3 separate regions of the Mus musculus genome follow, and regions 1 and 3 are each linked to region 2. Evidence: chromatin loops called from intact Hi-C (ENCODE). Cell type or tissue: left cerebral cortex. All regions are shown on one strand.

Region 1 (8,000 bases), 93 kb after region 2:
ACGAAGTCCTTTAGGGTCAGTTTGCAAGAGACTGACCATGCTGGGGGTATGCAGTTAGCCCAGGAACTCCACCCTGCATCTAGCTGTTTTCTTTCCCCCAGATCCCATCTCTGTGTCAAAGAAATTAAAGCCTAGGAATTCTGTTCTGTGTTGCGTTGGACCCAAGCAGAGAGATTATTAGGGGATAGAAAGGAAAAAGACAGTGCTTGCCCAATGTGACTTAAGAGGCAGAGCCAACCTGGCCTGAGACTGCGCTCTGTGAAGTCCCTGCCCAGGCAGGGTCAAGGTGCTGGAAGACCTTGGCTCAGATCCCAGTGTCTCTGTCCAAGGGAAGGCTGCCCATGCTCCTGCTCTTGGCTTCCTCCCTATTGAAGTGCATACCAGTTACCTCCCTGGATTGTGTGGAAACTAAGAAGGATACTAGGCACAGAACAGCTCAGGACCTGGCACACAGTAGGTAGTCAAAAAAGGGTCACTCCCCTTCCTCCAACCTTGAACCAAAGACTCCTTATACCTCCTCCTGCAACGAGTCAAGGATTTAGCAAGCGAAACTTCATAAGTGTTTCTGTTTCCCAAGAAGTACGATGCTGCTGTTCTGAGAGTAAATATTAAATCAAAGATCCCCAAAGTCACCTTGCCTGAGAGTCCCAGAGTCCCTACTCCCTGGCCATACTGTACTTTTTATGGTCCTGGTGGGTTTCATTACAGGCTTTATCCCCCAGAATCTTTTCCTGTGCTGACCCTAAGCATGAAACATCCATCACTATTTTCTATGGAGCTAGAGATACTCTTACTGTCCAGTCCCTGCTGTGGTCCCAGAGCAGGATGTCAGGGAGTCCACAAGGCCCCAAGAAGGATGGATGCTGTCAACCCAACCTAATTGTCTCCTGATACCATCACTGGGGAACTGTGTGCCAAGAAACAGCACAGCTGCATGTCCTCAGCCCTGAGGCACACAGGGAACTCTGGTGGTAAAGGGGGCCAGAGTGAAACAATCCAGACAAAACCAGAACAGAAGCAGGTCTCCATCAAGCAAAGGTTGGGTGTGCACGCTGCCAGGACTAGAAGATGATATGGATTCTAGCTAAGGGTTTCCCAACATTCAAGTTATTACAACCTCAGCCAAAAACAGACAAAAGAAACCTGCTCCATCATCAGGGACATTTGAAAACACTAAATTCCGATAGGCAGAACATTTCTCTTTGTGGAAGTGATCATTAGCACCTCGAATAAATAAACCTTCTCGAAAATAGGAACAAAATGTACAAGACATTGTTAACTTTATAAATGTAGAAACATTTTCTCCCGACCCCAACTATTTCCCAAAGAGCGTCCTTCAGAACCACTGCTCCCCACATGGGGAGTCGAGAATCCTGGTTATTGGGATTTCTGTAGAGCTCAGGTCAGGAGCTTGCTAGTTTTTCTGCTCCCAGGATAGGGTGATGCCAGTGACACCTGGGGGCAGGCTTTGAAGACTGAACAGTCAAGGTCAGATCGTCTGCTCCCTGGAACCAAGCTTATTTTCCATGCTGGAAACGAATTGATAACTACTACTTAAATGAAGATTAAGTACTACCACCTAACTAAGGAAACAGCAGGCCCTAGAGCAGGCCCTAGAGCAGGGTTCTCAACCTGTGGGTCACACCCCATTTGTGACATCAAAGAACCCTTTTATAAGAATTGAATATCAAATATCCCGCATAACATGATTGACAGCAGTAGGAAAATTAGCTATGAAGTGTCAAGGAAATAATTTTGTGGTTATGAGTCACCACTACACGAGGGACTGTGCTAAAGGGTCACATCATTAGGAAGGTTGCGAACCACTGTCCTAGAGAGAAGGGATCAGAGCAGATGGATTTCTGTAGTGAGGAGTTAGTGGCTAAGGCTCTGTGCCTTCAGACTACTAGTGAGAAAAACGTGTCATACTCACGTAAGTAACCTAAAGACCTGATCAGACCACATAGCTACACAGTTTGTCCCAGTAAGCCATTTAGTGTCCAGGCTTGGCTCAGTCCAGGATCAAATGCTCTCACCTGGGTAAGGCTGCTGTCTTGCCATCTGGTTTCAACTGAGTCACCATCTCATCTCTGTGGCTGCTAGAACTTCCCAGCTGGGTATTCTTGCTGCTGCATATCCAATAGGAAGGAAAGCTTATTCTCCAACAGTACGCGCGCGCACGCGCGCACACACACACACACACACACACACACACACACACACTAAAAATGAGCTGTAATTGGCCTGTCTTGGAGCATGTGCTTGTCTCTAAACCAAGTAAGCAAGCAATCTGTTGATTGGTAATAACTGTGGGTCCAAATGGAGTCTCCATCACTTGAAGACTTGGTGCACAACCAGGGAGAAGAGACTGGGGTCTAGTCAACAGGAGGATGAATGGATGATGGACAATGGACACAATAGGAGTTGACAGCAGGTAAACTCTCCTGACCCCCAGAGTGGCCAGGGTGGTCTTTGCACACTTCCCAGATGGCACGGAGAGCTCCTACAGATACTACCAGGCTGGCCTTTATTGACTGAGCAGCCTGACCAGGGCTGAACCCACAGCTAATAAAATCACAGTGGGCAGAGCTGAAGCCAGGAGACTCAGGTAAAGCCTAAGCAGAAAAGCAACAAGCTGGGTCTCTTACAGGATTTTGATGGTTTCAGAGTTGGAAAAGCAGACATTAGGAAGACTTTAGAACAAAACCAAGCCTCAGAGAGAAGGAAACCTCTGTTTTACCCTTTAGAATACAGAGATAGGGCTCACAAGTCTAATGTTAACTAAGCACTAGGTTGACTCGAGGCAAGGTATGTGCTAAACGCTTCCCTGTGAGGCTCTCCCACACATCCCCTTAAGAGAGGGGTGTGGCTCTCTTAAGGCTGAAGTAAGTAAGTGAGTAACCCTGACCTCATTTAGATCTTGGATCCTAAGGAAATTAAGCCAGAGTGTTGCCTGTCCCCACACATCTGAGAAAAGGATAGCAAACTGTCTGGGCTAAGATCTGACCCTAGAGTACTCAGCCTGTACCTGTGGGAGTTCAGTTCTAGGTCTGCTCTGGATGTCCAAGGGATAGGGAAGTCACCACAATAAAGGCAGAATATATTGCCCACCCTTGAGGGACATGGCTATGCCTGGAGTAAGAGAAACCAATGATGGACACTTGCTTTTTCCTCAGTCAGGGAGGTGCTGATGCTCATCATCTTTGAAGTAAAATGGGAGCAGTTAGGAGCAGAACTAGCTCATAGTCAAAAGATCTTTTAATAATGAAATGATTTTTAAATGTCATATTCTGGGGATCTCTGACATGTTGGAAGTCCATCTATCTACTCATAGCATACCTGAACAAGCAAAGAATGCCTGTCTCCAGCTATCTATACTATACTATTCAGGATGTGTATTTGTGATAATCCAGACTAATATCTAACTTGACTATGAGTTTGATTGACTGACTATTAACTTGCATTATTTAATTATACTAAACAGCTTGTAACAGCAACTATTAAAAGGACTGATATCAAACCTTGTATGTTTAAATGAGTTGCATAGACACAATGCCTACCTAAGAGTAGCAAAGTTAATCTTATATTTTGCATCAACATACAAAGATTTATACCAATGAAAACCTTAAACCTGAATCAATATAAAAAATTTGTGCCAATATAAGGAAATATAACTTGAATTCTTCATCAAAATGTAAAGATCTCTACCACTGTACGATTACTAATGATGTGGAGGAAGACTGTTTCGTACCCAACACTGGAGACTACTGGTTCCAACTGAGCTCCTGGGGTTAATGTCTTCCTTGAAGATGTTATTCATTTATTCATTGGGAATACTTTGATTAAGGGACACTGTGTATCGTATGCTGATGTAGATGGATAGACAGAGATCCCCAAGTCAACACCCTCACAGCTTGGAAATGACAGAAGATAGATGCGATAAATAAATTATGAATTATGTAGGACAATGATCAATAAGTCAGGGGAGAGTGATATGTATTGAGAAGTTAAGAATTAAGATGAGGCTAGAAAAAGTCCCTACAAAAAGAAAGAGCCATGTGGCAGGAGGGAAGGAGTGTTCCCAGCGGACAGGACAGCAGAGGACCTGAGGTGGGAGCTCACCTGGGATGTCTAACAAACAGTGGAAATGAACTTGGCAGGCAGATGAAACCAGATCATACAGGGTCTTATCACTCCGGAAACTTGGCCTTCCTGTGCATGGGCTGGGAAGTAAGTGGAGAGTCTTGAGCAGAGAAACAGCATCCTCTTGCAGTGTCACTGTGGACACAATACTGGGTTGTATGTTCTTAGATGTTACCCTTAGATAGGCATTGTGCCTGTGCAACTCATCTAAAAATATAAGGTTTAATCCCAGTCCTTTTAACAGCTGCTATTACAGACCAGGAGGGTGGAAGCAGACAAGGAGGTCTCCCTTAGATGCTAATCTAGGCAAGAATGAGGTGATGGGAAGAGTCAGATGCTGAGTGTGTCTGGAACCAGAGCTAACAGAATTACAGCCATGGGGATATTCAGGTTAAAGAAAGTGAGGAGGGTGACGACAAGACCTCTTGGTCTGAGAAGCAGAAAAATAAAGTTCCCATCTGCTAAGATGGGAAGGGCGGAGGAGGAGACTGTTTGGGAAGAACTGTGAAGAGCCCAGTTTAGGACAGGCATGGACATCCGAGTGGATATGCAAGTGGGCAGCTGAGTGTCGGCACGATCAGATTGAGGAGGTGGACCAAGCCAGATTTACTTGTGAGTTCTCAGCAGATAGGTTCTTTTTAAATCTCTAGGACAGGACAAGAGCCTCTAGGAGTGAGAGCCGAGTCGACCCACTCAGAGAAACATGTGGAGTCCGTGCCTAGACACACAGAAATGAGGTGCATCTCCAGCTCCAAGAGAGAGGGCTGCAGGGACACATGGCCGTGGCTGGTAGAGGGAAGCTCAGGGCTCTCTGAAGAGGGTCCTTCAGCCACCCCTCAGGGTGGAGAGCGTTGCTCAGGAAGAGGGGATGAAGTGTGTGAGGGGAGGAGACAGAACAGAGTATACAGCTGGCCCACAAGGTCTGTGAGAGGGGGAGGGGTGCATGGTAGTAAGAGACAGGCCTTGGATATAATCATGTGGGATTTGGCTTTGTCCCAAGTACAACTGAAAGACTGTACATGTGTAAATGTGTAAACGCCATCGTCAGACTCACTGGCTGGACCATGAGAGGCGTTTCCGAGTTGGAGGTGGGATCAAGGCGCTCCTATGCCAAACAGCTTCAACAATCATCAGGAGCCTATAGGTTTTGAGTCCTTCATTTGTCCATGGCACAGTCACTTCCCTGAAGCTAATCAAGTATTTGTCAAGAGTGAAGCCACATTTGGGGTCATAGGAGGTAGTAAGGAATCTTAAGCATGTGGATTCCATATTGCTTTAACTCTGCAAGCCACTTAATGGGAGAGGTATGACCAGTGGTCCTAGTTAGTGTTTGTTGTGGGATACAATACACTGGCCAAAAACAATCTAGGGGAAAAGAGGGCACTATTTCAGCTTACAATTCTAGGTTACGGTCCATTACTGGGGGGTCAGGGTGGGTCACAACAGCAGGAGCATGGGATAGCAGGCCACATCACAACCACAGTCAAGAACAGAGAGAGATGGGCGCATGCTCTCACACCTGCCTGCTTATGCTGAGCTAGCTTTTCCTCTCTTTAACAGCTCAGAGCCCAGCCCATGACAAGGTGCTGCCTGCATTAAGACCCACCCACCGGTGGGTCTTTCCACCTCAGTTAACTTCATTAAGACAATTCTCTGCAGACCGGCCCATAAGCCAACCCAATATAGACAATCCCTGATTGAGACCATCTCCCTAGGTGATTCTAGACTGTATCAAGTTGACAACTAAAGCCAACCACTACAATATCTGTATTTTAAGGAACCAGTGCAACAGGCTCAGAGAGTTGTACCCCAAGTTCAGCGTTAGCAAGACCTAACGCAGGGAGCTAGGCATTGAAGCTGGGTCTGTAAGTGCCTCCCCAGTGAAGCATTTCCTGTCACACAATTTGCCAGACCTTGGATGGTTAAATGAATAGGCTAAACGCTTCTCACACTCCAGCCACACTTGGCCTTTCCTTGACATGCTGTGGATCGAATTTAAATACTGCCTTTTGAATCAATGCTCATTTTATTAGCAGGAAGCATTTAGAATGAGCCATTACACTATCATGGGGGCTTTTATTACTGGCCCTTAATAAATGTTTGATGCTCGAAATGGTTATGAGCCCACAGTGTGAGGACGGTCCCACCTGCTCCCTCCCCTGCAGTCTCTGCCACAAAATTAGCTGAAGTGTTCGTTAACAGAGTTATCATTTAGCCTACTTTTAACTGGCATGGGGCCAGAAAAATAAAATAAGCGTATCAAGAACCACGGAAGGCTATTTAATGATAGTGAAGTTAAATTGAGAGAGTTGGCCTTCCCACTGGCTTGTTATCAAGAGCCAAGTTTCCAAGCAAGACACTTCATAGCATGATGCCTAAGCCTGCATAAAACTTATTTATTTACTCTCAAGACAGGGGTTATGTGTGTCAGCTTCCCACACATCTTGCCCCAGCAGAGCTAGTGACATTTAAGGAGGCCTGGGTCACAGTGATCTGTAAACAGCTTGGTACATGCATCTCGTTGATTGACTGTAGCCATGCAGGTGATGGTCCTATGTCCCTAGGGTACAGATCTCCCAGGAGAATATAGAAAGGGTCCCCCCAGGCTGGAGCACCACATAGGCTGATACTGGCAGTTGAAGGTGACAAGATGCCAATTCATGTTGCGGTCAAGCCACCTAGTTCAGTGACCATGTGCCAAGTGTCGTGACAACTGACAAAGTCAAGCCATTTCACTGGAGTACCCACTGAACACAGAACAATCTCATGTCTGGATGATGGACAAGTTATAATACCTGAAGCTTTTACTGAATGCTCACTACACACTGGGCATAAGGCCAGTGTGTATGTGTCAGCTCTGTGGCCCGCTCAAGAGCTGTGTAAACTTAGTTCTGACATTATCTCTAACCTTACAAATGAGGAAACCCTGAATCAAATGGTTAAGCACTTTTATCAGGGCCTACCATGCCTTACGACCTGTGGGCCGGGGGCAAAGGTGTACGTAGAAGCTTATATAATACATGTATAAATGTTTCCATGTTCTGAAAACAGCCAACAGATTTTTAAATAAAATGTCTGTCGTTCCAGTTGGCCAATACACCTTTACAAGCACTTCAGTACCTGGCTGTAACTTGAGATTTTTTAATTTATTTTTAATTAATTAATTAATTAATTAATTTACATTTCAAAACTGGAAACCAGGAAGGGTATGGTTCCTGGCTATGGTTACTCAGCCAAGTTCTGTGAGGCTTCTTCGACATACATGTGAGCTCCCCAGTTCACACATCCAACCTCCAGCACCCCAATACGATTGGCCACTCTTTGAGAAAGGGGCTTCATATGCCAATGCCGTGGTCTTTCTCCTTTACAGAAGATGGAAGTCTACCATCGTGATCCTGGAGGCTGACTTGGGGTCTTTGGACAAAGATCCAGAGCCGCAGTGTATGAGCCGCTTTTGTGTCGCTCTAACAAAATACGTAACAGAAACAATTCAGAGGAGAAAGGGTCTTTTATTTTGGCTCATGATTTCAGTCCATCCTAGCAGGGGAGGCACAGTGGAACATCCCCGCTCAGGGCAGCAAGACTGTGGGGCAGAGGCTGTTCACATGGTGCTGGAGTGGAAGGCAGAGAAGGAAACAGGGGCAGCCATAACCTTCAAAGACATGCCTCTAAGGATGTGTCTCCTCCAGTTAGACTCTGCCTCTTCAAGTTCCACAGCCTCCCAAAGTTGTGCCATCAGTTGAGGAATAAGTACTCAAAGCATAAGCTTATAGAAGACAGTGAAGATTCAAATCAGAAAACCCAGTGATGTGGAATGTGGTCTGTGATCAGAACTTGGGTTCTGGGAAGGCATGTCT
Region 2 (8,000 bases):
TCTTCCTCCTACTTCTTCTCCTCCTCCTCCTCTTCCTCCTCCTCCTTCTCCTCCTCCTCTTCCTCCTCCTCTTCCTCTTCCTCCTCCTCTTCCTCCTCCTCCTCCTCCTCCTCCTCCTCCTTCTTCTTCTTCTTCTTCTTCTTCTTCTTCTTCTTCTTCTTCTTCTTAGCTGTATGACTTCAAGGAAATAACTTAAGCTTTCTGTGGTCTCTTTGAAGTAAATAAAAGAATATTTTTCTAGATGGATTAAACACTTAGAACACTTATCAAACTTACTTCAGTGTAAAGCATTTGGAATCTTCCCTATGGATTAGGAAGGAAGAATGATGGTGATGATGATAATGACAACGGTGGAGATAATAATTGTAATGGCGGGGGTGGCAGTGATATCTATTATAATGCTATTTAAAGAGGCAACACAGCCAGGAGTGGTGGTGCATGCCTTTAATCCCAGCACTCGGGAGGCAGAGACAGGTGCATTTCTGAGTTCGAGGCCAGCCTGGTCTACAAAGTGAGTTCCAGAACAGCCAGAGCTATACATAGAAACCCTGTCTCAAATAACCAAAAAAATAGGCAACACATAGGAGAGAAAACCTAGACACTGGGAAGACTTAGAACTCACTTTGATTCTGCTCCAAGCTGTTAGTTCAGCAAAATTCCTTCCCTAAAGGGTTAGAGATGGAAATAAAGCAAAATATGTCTTATTCTATGCTTGGCATGCAATATATTTTTGTAGGCATATCATTTTCTTTCCCCTCTTTTCCTGTATTACTGTGTGTCATCAATGTGCCTGGACAGTGAGATGAGAGGCAGGAACATAAATATGAATGAGATGTAATTTCTGTCCTCAAAAGGCTCAGAGCCCTCAAGAAAGACTTGGACACACACAAGGACACTGTGCTATGGCTAGAACTATCACTGTGACATCAGCACAAGGCGTGATTGTATTGGGATCGTAGCGAAAGACCAATCATCAGCAAGAACCGAGGGAATCATCCCTTAGGAGGCAATGGGATTTGGAAGGAGAATTTTGCTGGGCTGACTGAAGAGGGCAGGGCATCTCAGTCAGCCTAGGGGGCAGGCTGAAACATGTGGTCACCAGAGAGACAGTAGTCTTTGCTTGGAGTCACATTCTCTGTTTCTTTGCCAAGATCCATGGAGGCCAAAGCAGGATCTCCCTACTCGCTTGTACCTGCTCCATATGGAGAATGGACAGGGAAAGACGGGGTAACGGTGACAATTGATCAGCCCTCACTGGCATGTGTATACCTCAAGAAGTATACAGCCAGGAAAGAAAAGCCTATAACCGCAGAATCAACCAGAATGACTTCTGACAAAACAGAGCATAGTTCCACTCCAGAGTAAGGATGCTGGGAGATGTCACATGCTTGTTTTAGCTCCTTTAACAGTAGCTGCTTCCAGGCCTCTAGGCTACCACCTTGGCTAGAAGAGGTCCCTGAATTCCCAGGCAGGGATCCTCGGTCTAAGCCAGAATTATTAGAATAGGAGGTTTTTGTTGGGAGTACAGTACACTGGCACCTTCAGAACTTCCTGCCAAAGCCAACAACTGACAGGTGCTTTCAGGGAAACCAAATCCACAGCTGAATCTCAGCATTGCTCAGCAGCAACAGTTTCTTCTCCAGGAATATGAGCAAGGTAGTGGTGGCACACAACTTTCATCTCAGCACTCTAGCGGCAGAGGCAAGTAGATCTCTGAGTTTGAGGCCAGCCTGGTCTACAGTGCAAGTTTCAGGACAGCCAAAGCTACACAGAAAAACACTGTCTTGAAAAACAGAAGAAGGAGGAGGAGAGGAAGAAGGGGGAGGAAGAGGAAGAAGAGGAAAAAGAGGAGGAGGAAGAGGTGGAGGTCTTCAGGTATGTGTAGCTGTGCCCTAGAGAGTGAGCACGGACATCCATATACATAATACGTGTGCATCGTGTGTATATATACATGATTGTGAATGAATTCATTGTGGGTAATATATGGTTGTATGGTTGTGTATATTTATATACTGTGTGTATATATACACACAATATACAGTATGCATTGAATGCACATGCAAGATTGCAGCATGTATGTTTGTATGTATGTTCAAATGTGTCAAATTTTGTATTATGTGTCAAATGTATTTGTGCAGTTGTGTGAACCTGGTAGGGCATGTGTATATATAGTGTGTGCTTGGGTACATGGACATGTGTGCTGAGTGCATATGTGTGGTGTATGAATGGGAGATGAGGGGCTCAGAGACCATCTTCTCCAGTGTTTAGATACAAGGAGTTGCTTCATGGAAAGAAAGCCCCCAGGCCAGTGGGAATAGAATATCCACTCTAGTCCTCTGCATCCTTCATAGAAACCTCCTGGTCATTTCACAAATCTTCCTAAATCCCACAAAAGCTGTGAATTCACCTTTGTTCCCAAGTCTTTCGTCCTCCAGTTTCCTGTCCCAGAATTCTGATACTCCACTAACTGGGGTGTCTGTCTTCTTGTGCTTTGGGTCCTTCATCCATTCCATCTACTCTCAGAAATGTCTGGAAATTCTTTTATCCCAAAGGTAAGGAACTCGGAGGGCTGCCTGTCTCAGTGATGTTTAGAAAGTATGTGTAGAGTTCTTTTGTGAACCCTGCATGCCAAGGCAGCCATAAGAGCAGGACCCCAGAGGCCAGCCTGGTCTACAAAGTGAGTTCCAGGACAGCCAGGGCTATACAGAGAAACCCTGTCTCAAACAAAACAAACAAAACAAAACAGCAGGACCCCAGCCCTGATCCAGAGGCTGAAAACCACAAGACCCTCTGAGACAGTAAAAACTGTCAGGGCTTTGTGATCTGAGCCTTGAACCCAGCTAACCACTGCCCAACTGTGCCCTTTTGGGCAAGCTTTAGCCTCCCTCACATCACTTAGAAAATGGAGCCAGTTGTATCTAGAAACCACATTCAGTCCCCCCACCCCGACCGAAAGTTTAAGCAGAATATTTAAAAGGCAGTATCAAAAGTTTAAAATGTCCAGGAGTTATTGAAAGCCTTGGGTGCTTTGTGGAGTCTCTTGACTTGGGACGACATCCCCTTTCTTACTCTCCCTTCTCTTCACATCCAGGGAGAGCTACTTTTGCCTGGCTTAACACCTCCAGAGAAAGGGGTTGGGGCACTTGATAAATTTCTAGAGGCAGAAGAGAGGAGCTGTCCCCTTGAGTCCATCCTGCCACAAGTCCTGTAAGTTTTCCCAGTAACTGGTCACATAGCCCTTCCTAAAAGAAATTCATACACATGCAAATCGGAAACTATACTCATTCATACCCACAGCCAAGGATGTGCACACATAGAACATACAGCCCATCACAGGCACTCGTCTACTTATGACACATCCAGCAGCCGCAGCACATCAACCCACAGGCAGCTTCACGAATTGAAGACTTGGCACAAACGCCGGTTCACATATAAACAGTTCACATCCTACACACACCCCTGCACGACACCGCACTCACACTTGCTCAAGTGCCCACGCTGCACAGTCCCATCTCTCTCCAGCCCATTTCACACGCCCAGGCATCCCTTCACATTTCTTTGCACACGGCTTGCACATAAACACAGCATTCTTACTACTCTCCATCTCTTCCACAAGCCGGTACAACCGACCACATCTGTGCTGCCCCCAACCCCCCCCCCCCGCCCCAACATCCCCTGCAACTTCAACAAGAGGCTTCCCGCTTGGTGTGCAGCGGCCACAGTGGCCAGGAATTAAAATGCAGCAAGGAGGAGCCGGGAGCGTCAGAACCGCGTCTCCAGGAGCGCACAGCGCTCGCCTCGGCCGCCGCCGCCCCGCCCGCCCGGAGCCGCGGGGCCAGCGAGCGCAGTAGCAGGTGCTCAGAGCCCAGCAGCGCCAGCCGCGCCAGCCTCGCGCGGCTGCTGCCCAAGTTCGCCCGGGGCCCGAGGAGGGCCGGGCTACCGAGAGAGGAGAGCAGCCGCCGCCACTGTCACCGCCATCGTGGACTTGGAGTCTTGAGAGGAGACGGGCCCACCGGAGCTGCGAGCTTCGATGAGCAGCGAGTCCGGATCAGCCTCAGGAGGTGTTGCTTGGGCTCCGCAGTTCCCAGCTCCCGTCTCCCAGAGAGAATAAGAGGCAAGGAACAGCATAGCCGGGTTTTTCTAAAGACGATCCGTGCCGAGAGGAAAAGCGATAGTTTCCCAGCACCAGCAACCTTGGAGGGGCCCAGCAGCGAGCAGCTTTCCGCAGGACGCCTTGAGAAGCCCCCGCCCCAGACGACAGTAGACACCCCGCGGGACTCAGGACTTGGGGAAGCCTGGGAGCGTCTCAGCAGAAAGCAGCTCCGGCAGCCGTGAGAAAGAAGGGTCCTGGAGGAAAGGGAAGGTGCAAGTCGCCACTCGGCGACCACTCACCCCAGTACACACCCACCCCACCCGCCGAGCCTGGAGCCGCGGAGTGCCTCTGGGGGCGCTCGTTCCTTGGCGCCTTCCCTCGCATGTCCCAGCACCACTGGGCTAAGGGCCAGACTAGTGGGGTCCCCGGGACTGGCCAAACCAGGCATGGTGGCCCAGTGGTCTCTCTCTCAGGATCAGCGTAAAAACTGGGGTTAGTCCGTGCAGGGGGGACTCATCTCAGGGTCCCCCGAGGTCCAGGACCAGGATAGGTCGGCGGGCACAGAGCCCAGGGATTGGAGAGGCGGCTCCCAATGGGGCCCCTCCGGAGGTAGTGCCCAGTGACTCTCGTCCTTCTGGAAGACTCGGGGCCAGCAGAGCCTGGGGGTGGGGGGTAGTTAGGAGAGGCCAGAGCTAGGGGCGGCGGGCCGAGGCGGCACTCAGTCCCGGGCGAGCGCCCGCGGAGGCGGCGGCGGCGACGCCGGGAGGGCATGCCGCGCCACCGGAGCTCCTGTCGGGAGCAGGCTTCCCTGGCACAAGCTGCGCGCGGCTGCTGCTGCTCCCACTGCTGCTGCGGACTCCCATGGCGGCTCCGCCCGGCCGGGGCCGCCGCCGCTGTCGCCAGCCTCGGGCTGAATGAATGAGCCGGAGCGGCGGAGCCCGGCTGCCGGCGACCGCGCTCAGCGGCCCGGGACGCTTCCGTATGGCCCGCGAGCAGCCGGCGCCCGCGGCGGTGGCGGCAGCTAGGCAGCCCGGGGGCGACCGGAGCGGCGATCGGGAGCTGCAGGGGCCAGGGGTCGCCCGCAGGGGGCGGCCGTCCCTGAGTCGCACTAAATTGCACGGGCTGCGGCACATGTGCGCGGGGCGCACGGCGGCGGGAGGCTCTTTCCAGCGGCGGGCGCTGTGGGTGCTGGCCTTCTGCACGTCCCTTGGCTTGCTGTTGTCCTGGTCCTCGAACCGCCTGCTCTACTGGCTCAGTTTCCCGTCACACACGCGAGTGCACCGCGAGTGGAGCCGCCAGCTGCCGTTCCCCGCTGTCACCGTGTGCAACAACAACCCCCTGCGCTTCCCGCGCCTCTCCAAGGGGGACCTCTACTACGCGGGCCACTGGCTAGGACTGCTGCTGCCCAACCGCACCGCGCGCCCGCTGGTCAGCGAGCTGCTGCGGGGCGACGAGCCGCGCAGACAGTGGTTCCGCAAGCTGGCCGACTTCCGCCTCTTCCTGCCGCCGCGCCACTTCGAGGGCATCAGCGCTGCCTTCATGGACCGTCTGGGCCACCAGCTGGAGGACATGCTGCTCTCCTGCAAGTACCGGGGCGAGCTCTGTGGCCCGCACAACTTCTCCTCAGTGAGTTGCCCTCCGCGCGAACCCGCCCTTTCTGACCCCGCGCTTCCCAGGAGTCCTGAGGCTCTTAGGTGGGCCCCAGGGACTGGACACCAGGCCCCTGTGAGTGTCACTACTTCCTGACTGGGTGTCACCTCTCCTCAGTGCCCAGGAAGAAGCCACTCTCGAATCCCCTGAGTCTTCAGGTGGTGGGAAACTTGGGCTTGGCTCTGTCTAGGAAGTCATCTTAATGCTGTTAGCGTCTCCTTGTACAGTTCCTTCCGGTGTCAGCTCTCAAACTCCTCCTTCTACTCTCTGTGGTCCCTTCTCTAAATAGTGACCCACACACACACCCGAGGTTCACGGGACCCAAAGCTACTGCTCTCTGTTTGGTCTCTAGAGTTGCCTTAAATGGGAGGCTTGTTCTCTTTGGGGAGAACCAATACAAAACCCTTCAAAAGAAATGGGCTAACAAGGTGTTTTAGGACCTCTGTTTAAGATCCTAAACAGCTTATTATTTCAGAGTTCCGCACGGAGTCTAGGAGAAAACTCCCAAGGACAGCAATGAACACCAAAGCTGTGGGCCCCTTTTTAAGGCAGTGGCAACTTTCTGCTCATTGGAAAACAAAAACCAAAAAAAAAAAAAAAAAAAAAAACAAAACAAAACAAAAAAAAAACCAAAACAAACAAACCAAAAAACAAAAACAAAAACAAAAACAAAAAAACAAAAAAACAAACAAACACCGCTCCATGAGCACACCCACCCACCTTGCTCCTCTTACTGACTGAAGGAATATCCTTAGGTGGGAAAGTTGCAGCCAGCAGGCTCAGAAATGCAAACAGCCAGGGCCAAAAGAAGCTGTGCTAGAGATTTGTGAGCCATTTGCTGTACTGGTTCCCGCACACTGTGGGTCTGGAGAACGCAGATGTCAGGCAGAAGGTATCTGCCTTGTGCAGTCTGTCTCCGAAGAGCTCTGGTGCCAGGACCCGGCATGGTGCAAGCCTGTCCAACCTTTGCTGTGTAAACGCCCCTTAGGTGGGCTCTGGCTTTTCTACCAGTGCAGAGAAGGTTGGTGTGCATTCGTGAGTAGTACTCTCAGAAGGATCGCTCTTCCGGATTTTTGTCTCTGACAAAGCTTTTCCTGGGATGGCAGAGTTGCCACGGTTGCAACAGGTGTTGGCTTGATGCGGGTCATTCTAGGTCTCTGATTGGCTGTTCTGGTTATCTCTTGCCTGAGATTCCACCCTTAGCTTCAGTCTTGACTCTGTTGATTTTTGCTGTCGGACTGAGTATAGAGTAATTCTGACTTATCCCTCTCTAACACATCCCATGCTGGGAAATGGCGAGAGTTTCAGCTGGCCTTCCGACCATCTCATCTGAGACTCCCTGCCTCTGTAAGCAGGGAGTGCTGCTAACATACACTTATACAAAGCTCCCTCCTGAACCTCAAGCATGGTGCATAAAAGCCAAAGAATACAGGCAGCAACCCTTGTGGTCAGTTGGATTTTGGCCGAACACTGGTGAGCAAGCTCTAGAGTTAGACTGAAGTTCAAGATTACATTTAAGTACAAGCTCTAAGTTGTACAACACACAACCTCTTCGATGCAATTTTGTGTTGGTCGATTATTGGTTTACTAAGCAGTTTGGATTGCCTTCTGACGGCCAGGGTTGCCTTCCGATATCACAGCAGACCTGACTTAGCAATGGCTTTCATCCTTATATTTTTAAATGAGGAGGGAACTGTAAAGAGCACTCTCTTCCTTGACATCAGCAAGTTCAAATTCTAACTTAGTATACCACCAAAATCATTACACGGAAGCCACGGGGAACCTTCCTCTCTGATCCTGGGCCTACCTGCTATCAGAAAAACCTGCCTGAGTAAGACTCAGGCCTCCTCCCCCACAAGTCTGGCACCTCCCAGAAGGTAGAAGAATGGAATAGGAGCCATCTCAGGTGGTCTACATAGATAAAGTCTAACCTGAGTCTACATGCTGAGGACATACGACCAAGACAGGCATGGGCATGAGTTGTGTGGGATGGGAGATAAGGAGCTGAGGAAAGGGGGTAAAAGTACTACCCGTTGTGCCCTGGGAACTCAAAGTGACCTCTGGTAGCTTATCATTCTGTTCCTGTCCTGGGAGTTTCAGGCCCTATAACAAGGCATGCTTTGGGCTGCTGTTTTTCTAGCTGAAGACTTCAAGAAGTGCTTTCAGGGAAATTTCTCAACACTGAGAAGACCCCGTCAGAAACTCTAACTGCCTGCTCTCTGGTGGAGCCTTTGCCATCCTTGATGGAGTGGCCCTG
Region 3 (8,000 bases), 210 kb before region 2:
AGGTTAGTTTCCTCCTACATTTGTTCTGGGCCCTAAGGCATTGCCTGAAAAGGGATCTGGCCAGGGCATTGGTCATGCCTGGCCCCATCTCTCCTGGAGAGGAGAGCACTGGTTTCAGATAGTCTCATAAGGAAGGGACTCAGATCGTAGCAAGCAGAATGCATGCTCAGTAGAAAATACCCTGGGGCTCTGCTCACCAACTTCCTCATCATCCTACAGCTCCAAAGCTATGGAAAGAGGATGAAAATGCCCAGTTTAGCTGGGGTTAGCATTTCTCTATCTTACTTATTGTGTTTGAGTGTGCTTGTTCTCGAGTGTGCAGTGTATACTCAAGTCAAAGGTGACCCTTGAGTGTTGTTTCAATCAACTTTCACCTTTGTGTTTGTGTCCACTTTTGTTTTTGAGACAAGGCTGTTGCTAGCATCTGGATGGCACTGACTCATCTAGTTGACAGCTTAGGACCCTCTTGCTCCCACCTTTCGGCACAGGATTAAAAGCATGCACCACTGTGCCCTGCTTCTTATGCAGGTTCAGCGAATAGAGCTCAGGCTCTTGGGCTTGCAGGTCAGGCACCTTACCCGTGCAGCCATCTCCTGGGTCCCAGAAGTTGTTCTGTTGATGCTCATCTTCTTCTTTGAGCTTCTTCATCCTGTCTCCCAGGCAGCAATATTGATAGTTACTTCGTCTTGGAAATAAGTTGGGAAAATGTAAATCTTAACTACTTTGGAATTAAGAAAGGCTTTTCCTAAATAATCCTCCATTCAAAGAAATACAAAAAGAGTTCGCCTATTACCCAGAAAAATGGGAGCCTGCGGGGGGGGGGGGGCTGGGGGGCAGCTAATGCTGTGCTTGGAGGATGCTCACTAGCCTTCCATGCTTTTCCTATCTTGGGGAAAAAGCTGAAGACAATTGCACTCCATACTCAGCTGCAGAAATTAGATAAAGAACTATAAATTAAATTAGCAACAGCACAGGGGATGCGACTTAATGAAAATGAAATCTAAAATTAATGCCATAGAAAAGAATGAGTCCTCTGCATTCATTCTCGGCGCCCTCCATGCCAGCACCTTTACTTCCGTACACCTCCACAGTCTTGTTGCCAAGCCTAGCTAAACCCCCGTGTCTATGAGATGTAGCCTATGCCTTTGTAGACCTGACTGAGAAGTCAGTTTGGTCACACACACAGAGCGCTAGACCGGACTACAGGGCATTCAGTTCTGAAACTAAATTCACCACATTTATCTCAAAGTCACTTTCTCTTCCTGGGGCCTGGGTTTCCAACCTGTACATTAGGGGCTGAGGCTGCCTGTTGGCACTGACAGCTGTCAACGAGACTCTATTTATGACAGTTACCCTCTCAGAATGTCAGTCAGTGAGTGCATGGAGCTGTCCCAGCGGGTTAAACCCTAAAGAGCTGATAGAAAAGGTGGTGGGATATTTGAAGGACAAACTCAGAAAATGAAGGCAGCCCCGGGCAGCTTGAAACTTAGGCCTGGGCTCCAGTAGCATAATGCAGCTTTCTATGCCAGTCAGATCCTTGTCATTGACTCAAAATCCTGGGCAAGACAATTTAAGGCAATGCAGAATGCTTACACTTCCAGATGTTGAAGTTCATAGCTCATGGCCCACAGTGAAGTCTATGATCCTTGGGACAGACTGAGGTGAATAGAGTAATACATAGATGTTCAAAGACAGAGAATGCATGCTAAGGTCTTCTGTAGGTATTACACCCCACCCAGATGCTTCCAGGAGGAGGTGGTATGGATGGGTGGAGCGTGCTCTGTGACCATGGCAGTGTGGGCACTAGCTGCCTACCTACCAGGTTCCAACCAGGTTCTAGGTGGATGGATGCTTACAGTCACTAAGCCTATTCCTTTTTCAAGCACTTTTGGGGATCCAGAACTGTACATGAAATCTTCCAGCTGTTGAATATTGCTCTCTTTAAAAGAAGTAGAAACCAATTAGAAAAATAAGTCTTGGGAGCCATAGAAGATGGCTCAGTAGCTAAGAGGCTAAGAGTGCTTGTCATTCTTACAAGAGGTCTGAGTTTGGTTTCCAGCACCTGCAGCTCACAATCACCTGTAGCTCCAGCTTTGGAGGAGGATCTGGTACATTTTTTCTGGTGTCTGTGGCATTTGCACACACACACACACACACACACACACACACACACACACACACACACACACACATGCAGAGAGAGGGGTGGGGAGAGAGAGATCTTAAAAAGAAAGTAAAACAAGTCTGTCAGGGACACAAATTTCTACCAGTCAATTTCTGTCTGTGGCTCTTCAATAAGGGACCCCTGCTATAGCCAACCCAACATGGGGGAAAAAAACAACAAACAAATAAACAAACAAAACCCTCAAAGTTCAGAGGTACAGCTAACAACCTGAGGACACATGGAATGTTAGGGACAGAGTCCAGGCGAGGACTCCCTGGCTATTGTTCTCTTTACAGTTCTGTAACTTTACCACCGTGAGATGCCCATTTGAAGAGAAAGGACGCGAACTTTCCCATAACCTGGCTGCAAGAATACCTGCTATTTCTTTAAACGTCCCCAGACTCCTTCTTTTATATGGAAGGAGCATGAAACCTAGGAAATAAAACGGGATATGCATTTCCCTTACAGGATGACAAGGCTGGGCAGGTCCCGTGCTGCCACGCCCAGGCCAGCCTTGTCCTCCCCAGTTCTTTTAGCTTGTGGAGAGCTCCCAGGGTGAGGGCTATATCCAGCTTTTGGTGAGTTGCTAAAATCCTCTGTCCGTAAGCACATCTCTGACAATCTGTGTTGCACAGTCCCCAGAATCAGCCCCCAGGGAGCATCACCTTAACTCTTCTCTCTGTGGGGGGCTGACTCTGCAGCCTGCCAAGGCACTTACCCTCTCTGATGAATGATAAACATGTCTGCAGCAGGCACAGAGCCCATCAGCCAGTTCTGATTTGTCTGCTAATTGGACCTGGGGCTAGACTGGCATGCCTGTCTGTTGGTAGGTTAGTAAAGTGCACGGGAGGGAAGGATTCTGAGACTGGAGTCCTAGAGACCAAGGTGTGGGTCCTGATGCTTATGAACCTGTTGACCTTAGGGAAGAAGTTGTTCGTAGTCTCTAGGCATCCCTTACTTCTCTGTGCAATGGGCATCATGCAACCTGCCCCTTAGATGGATACTACCAGAGTCCAAGTTAGAAGAAGGTTTTGAACCCGTGACAAATAAAATATGATGCTCTCATTTAAAACCTTTACAAGGCCTTTGTGCTTGAAGTCCAAAATGACACAGCGCCAGCCACCCTTACCGCCCTTCTTCCATATGAGCTTTCTCTACTCTCTTGGTGGAATCAGTTGGCTTTTATGGAACTCTTTCTCTGAGTTGGGCATTGAGCTCAGCAGCAGACATTCACTATCTTGTATGTTCCTCCCAACATTCCTACTGCTAATGTGACCAACTAGAAAGGAAAGCTTGGGAGCTTCAAAAGGCAGACCCAAAGACTTCCCTACTAGTGTGGGAGCAGAGATATCAATGAACTATAGAGATAGACTGTTTTCTCATCTTCCTCTCATCCCCTCCACCCACACTAGGAGGGCTCTGAACATCCTATAACTTCTCAAGAGCCCTTCTCACCATTCCCCTTTGCTTGGCGGTCTCTCCTGCTTGGCATTCATGCCTATGTAATGTTTTGCTTGAAGTCCATTTTCCAGACTACCTCCTCAGACTGTACCCCAATGGCAGGCAAACATTCTTTTCTCCCTTGTCCAGGCTTCCAGAACCTGGTTGCCACTGTCAGCCCTGAGATGCTGTCACACCACACTCCTGCCACACATTGTCAAGCAGGTCACAGTCCTGTTAGTGTACTTTGTCATCTGCTATGGTATCATGACCATCACAGACCCTAGGGGCTCCTTGCCAGAAAGGACTCTTCCTTCACTTGTCTTTCCATCCCTGGGCCACCATGCACCAGCACACAAGATTCAAAACTGCTCTGCAAATGAAGGAGAAAGGGGGAAGGGTGGAGGAAGAGAGAAAGGGAGGGAAGAACATGAAGAAGGAGGAGGGGAAAGAAGAGAAAGGAGGAAGAGAAGATGGAGGAAGGCAGGATAGGCAGCAGTGGAAAGCAGAGGGATGAAGGAGAAAAAGAGGGCCTTAGGGAGGAGGGTGGGGATGAGTCTATTTCTAAGAGTGTTAATTCAATAAATTCTGCTAAGAATGGTCATCAAATGATGTTTTTCTTGTTGGGGACCTGTCTAGACCATGGTTTGCTTTTGTATAATCTTGGACTACAAAAAAAAGGCTTTTATATTTATTTTCAAAACTACAAAAGGAAGAAAAAGAGACACATAGTATCTGAAAGAGACCATGAATTTAAAATATTTATTACCTGTGTTCATGATAGAAATGTTTGTTGAACCACCTAGCACAAAAGGAGGAAAACCTCCAAGTCGAAAGAAGTTGCAACTCAGTTAAATAGGAAAATATCCACCTTGGAGGTGCAAACCCAAGAGAAGAGAGTGGTCCCTTCCCTGGCGTGGAGAGCCCCAGAGTGGTGATAAGGGTAAGCTGCCCACCTCTGTCTCAGCACGGGATTCGTGGAGCCTCACTTGCAATGCAGTGCAGACACTCACAGAGCAGCTAAAGGGGGCTAAGTGGATATCCTACCCACCTGTCCAGAAGCAGCGTGGCTAAAGCAGCCAGTTTGACGGACTAGTACAGGCACTGTGATAAGGATGGAGATGCAGTGACTCCAGTCTCCCGAGGAGAAGAGTCCCAAGTCTCTTAGTCTCAGTGAAGATGACAGGACATGTACTCAATCATCTGGCCATTAAGTGGTCTCCAACTTTCACTTGCTAAAACTCTTAGATAGTTTATTTTTATTTTATTTTACTTTTTGCATGTATGTGTGTTTGGGTCTAAGTGTTTATGCACATGAGTGTACTACCCACAGAGGCCAGCAGAGGGCACTGGATTTCCGCAGAACCATAATTACAGGTGGCTGTTAGCCACCTGATGTGCTGGAGACTGAACCTGGGCCCTCTGCAAGACCAATAAACACCTTTAACCACTGAGCTATCTTCCTAATGATGATAGGACTTTCTCCAAGAAGCCCATCCTCTTCTCAGATGGTGTTCTGAGCATGCGTTTCCTCTGTAAATGGTGACCATAACCAAGCTCGTATTAGTTATTGAGTATCTGCTGTGTGGGAGGCAATGGGTGAGGTGTTTTTCCTATATCTACATTATCTCAGAGATGAAGATCAATATCTCCATTTTACACCTGAGAAAATTGAAGGCTGGAGAAATCAATGAGCAGGTGACTATCAAATGGCAGGGACAAACCTGGTAAATTAGCCCCAAAGCCTAATTTTTTCTATATAGCTCAATTAGTTGTGTTTGTATATGACACAACTAGATTTTGTGTATGCACATACATAATTAGTGTCGACTAAGAGGATTGGATTCATATGTATTGATTGATTGATTGATGTCTGAGACAGGTTTTTAGGAGGAGTTTCTGTTTCTCTCTCTGTCTCTCTGTGTCTCTCTGTGTCTCTCTGTCTCTCTCTGTGTCTCTCTGTCTCTCTCTGTCTCTCTGTCTCTCTCTCTCTTACACATACATCTACTACTGACTTAGTTCTTTGTCCAGCCTCTTCTGTACCCTGTATCTGTAGATCTGATACTCTAGATCGACTCCAGACCTCATGTTTATTTCCATTTCATCAAGAACTTTTTTAGCACTTATTTCATAAAGAGATAAGTGGGACGGGGGAGTGCCTTTTCTAAGATGCTAGAAGTCTAGTGAAGGGGCAAACAAATATTCAATCTAAAAGAGAAGCGCAAGCTAACAAACCATTGGCTATCATGGCCACTAGCCTCAGGATTAGAGCAGTTGTAGATCTAGACATTGTTCTCCAAGAGTTCTTTTCTTACCCTGGGCTTGGCCATTCAAAGTAACAAGAGCTTACAGATGAGGGAGAACAGAGTGTACATCCCTGCACAGAGACATCAGGGTATTGGAAAGCTGAGTGATCTGCATGGATGGAGCTTCAGCCCTTATCCAAGAAGGAAGTGGAGGAAGCAGAAGCCAGATCCCTGGGGCTATCTTTGTAATACACAGAGAGATATATAATTTGTATGAACAACAATGAACATGAAGGGTTTAAGTAGGATATAGGCAGATTAGAATGTGAACAGACCTGAATATCATATGAAACTGGATTACGTGTGCAAGGGGATCTGTCAGCTTAAGTTGGAGAAAACACCTACAAAGGTATGGAAAATTGCACTGCAAGATGGTTGATGGAACCAGAATGTCTTGGTACCTTATTGGGTGAGACAGAGGAAGGAGGGAGGAATCTTTGTTAGAAGTCTCCGAGACCCCCACTACATTCCTCCTTTAGAGAACTGGTTACTTTCTTTGGAGAGCTGGCTCCTTCTCAGCCTATGGCTGGGATCTATTCTTGATGCCTGAACCCACACAAATCTCAGATTATACCTATGTAGGCTCACTGCAGTTATGCCCTACCTCCACATCAAAATGACTGTCCAAACTGTCAGCATCTATTAAATATGCCGTATTAACAGCCCTTGGTCAGTCACTTCCTCTATATCTCATCCTCCCCAAACAGAACCTGATGGCAGCAACACCCACCCACCCCTGCTCTGGCATCGCTAACTCCACCCTCCGCCTCCAGGCCCCCACACAAAGCTGGTGAAGAAGGCTAATATGGTAGATTCAAGCTCTCGTGACAGCTAGGAACAATGGACCTGAACCAACAAGATGAAATTTAGCAGAGATAAATGTCAAGTTCTACACAGTGAGCCCAGAAATCAATCACAAGGACAGGATGAGGAGAGCTGATTTGCAGTAATGATAAGGAAACATCTAGGGGGAGTGGCAGAGGAGCTGGACAGGAGCCCAGCTGTCACTAGGAGCAGGAAGCAATGCCTGCGTTCAAAATAGCACTAACAAAGTTCAAGGCTGAATCAACAGCAGTGTCCAGGTAGGGGAAAGCAGCCTCCTGGTATTCGGTTAGGACTGTTTAGATCCCAGCTAAAAGGCATGGGTAGTGCCAGACAAGCATGCCCAGGAGAACAGAAAGTGTTGACTATTGCTATGAGAATGCTTTGAGAAAGCAATTCTGAAATCTTAGAAATGCAGCAATGGCTGGCAGAGCCCAGTGCTTAGCTAATGCAAGTGCTCACCATTATTTTTCTGGTTTCCTTGGTTGCCCAGCACATCAGAAATTATCCCAAGGCTGAGGGGCTGCACAAAACGTCCTCCCTAGTTCTGTAACTGCCCCTTTTCTGGTGATGAAGATAGGAGAAGGGATGAGGTCACGGGGCTGTCGCTGGCATCTCTGTAATGTTATCTTTTTTATCCCAAGTTCTTTGAATTCATCGATCAGTGAAGTGGGTCTGCTGTAAATTCAGTCCCAATGTGCATCCTCATCCTGGAGTGTGGAGTCCTGTCTTTAGGGATTAACTCTGCTTAACCGAGGAAGAAACTGAGAGGCAGGAAAGGCTTGTGGCGTTCTCAAACGTACAGACCATGTTGGTGGCTAAGCAAGGGTTAGAACTGAGATCAGTCAGATGTCCTTTCTGAAAAGTGTCCTGGTGACTTCTATCCTCCCCGAACTGCTCACTGCTTCTAGGGGCAGTGATGGAAGATCTGGAAACAGGGAAGTGGGAGGAGAGGAGGACGAGAAAAGGGAGAAAAGAAAGGAAAAGAAGAAGAGAAAGAGACGGTGGAGAAGGAGGGCATGGAGTGGTAATGGAGGAGGAGAAAGTGGTGGAGGTGGAAGAAGAAGGGAGACACTGGCAGGCAGTGGTTGCAACAGCTGTAGTAAAGGTGACAGAACACAGGCCAGCGACCTGAATGCTTATGACCAGGAGGCTGTGCTCAAGGCATCTGCTAGCCACAAAACTGCTGTTTGCCTCCGTGAAGTGATCCAATTTCTTGGGTAATTTCCCCCGAGGACCCTGGATCCTGGATCATCTCTGACCACCCC

What was found. Hi-C counts contacts between places; a loop is a spot of excess contacts. Peaks named below come from ENCODE experiments on the same cell type or tissue, not always from the same donor. Only the 100,000 strongest peaks of a DNase experiment are listed, where the experiment ranks them.
Region 1: a loop joins it to region 2, with 7 times the contacts of the local background. A loop is called at or near these places in 3 of 42 quality-filtered maps.
Region 3: a loop joins it to region 2, with 2.8 times the contacts of the local background. A loop is called at or near these places in 3 of 42 quality-filtered maps.

What each region holds. Positions count from the first base shown.
Region 1 is chr11:81,056,496-81,064,495 of GRCm38, reverse strand. All of the region lies in intron 1 of Asic2 (acid-sensing (proton-gated) ion channel 2), which reads left to right. Among named protein-coding and RNA genes, the nearest start is that of Gm51910, 75 kb to the left of the region's middle. In left cerebral cortex, no CTCF peak of the experiment used is centred here; a DNase peak (open chromatin) is centred at 4,732.
Region 2 is chr11:81,149,477-81,157,476 of GRCm38, reverse strand. Asic2 (acid-sensing (proton-gated) ion channel 2) reads left to right here and starts at 4,574. Exons shown (of 10, transcript NM_007384.3): 1 at 4,574-5,719. The coding sequence starts at 5,012. It overlaps Gm51910 (a long non-coding RNA gene), which reads right to left. Exons shown (of 3, transcript XR_003949744.1): 3 at 5,744-8,000. In left cerebral cortex, CTCF peaks have their summits at 3,725, 4,437 and 5,183 (motif pointing right); DNase peaks (open chromatin) are centred at 4,476, 5,246, 6,682, 7,881 and 2 more places; H3K4me3 peaks cover 4,012 bases; H3K27ac peaks cover 2,257 bases.
Region 3 is chr11:81,361,578-81,369,577 of GRCm38, reverse strand. It overlaps a transcript of Asic2 not described here. Among named protein-coding and RNA genes, the nearest start is that of Gm42084, 110 kb to the right of the region's middle. In left cerebral cortex, a CTCF peak has its summit at 4,939 (motif pointing right); DNase peaks (open chromatin) are centred at 6,480 and 6,665.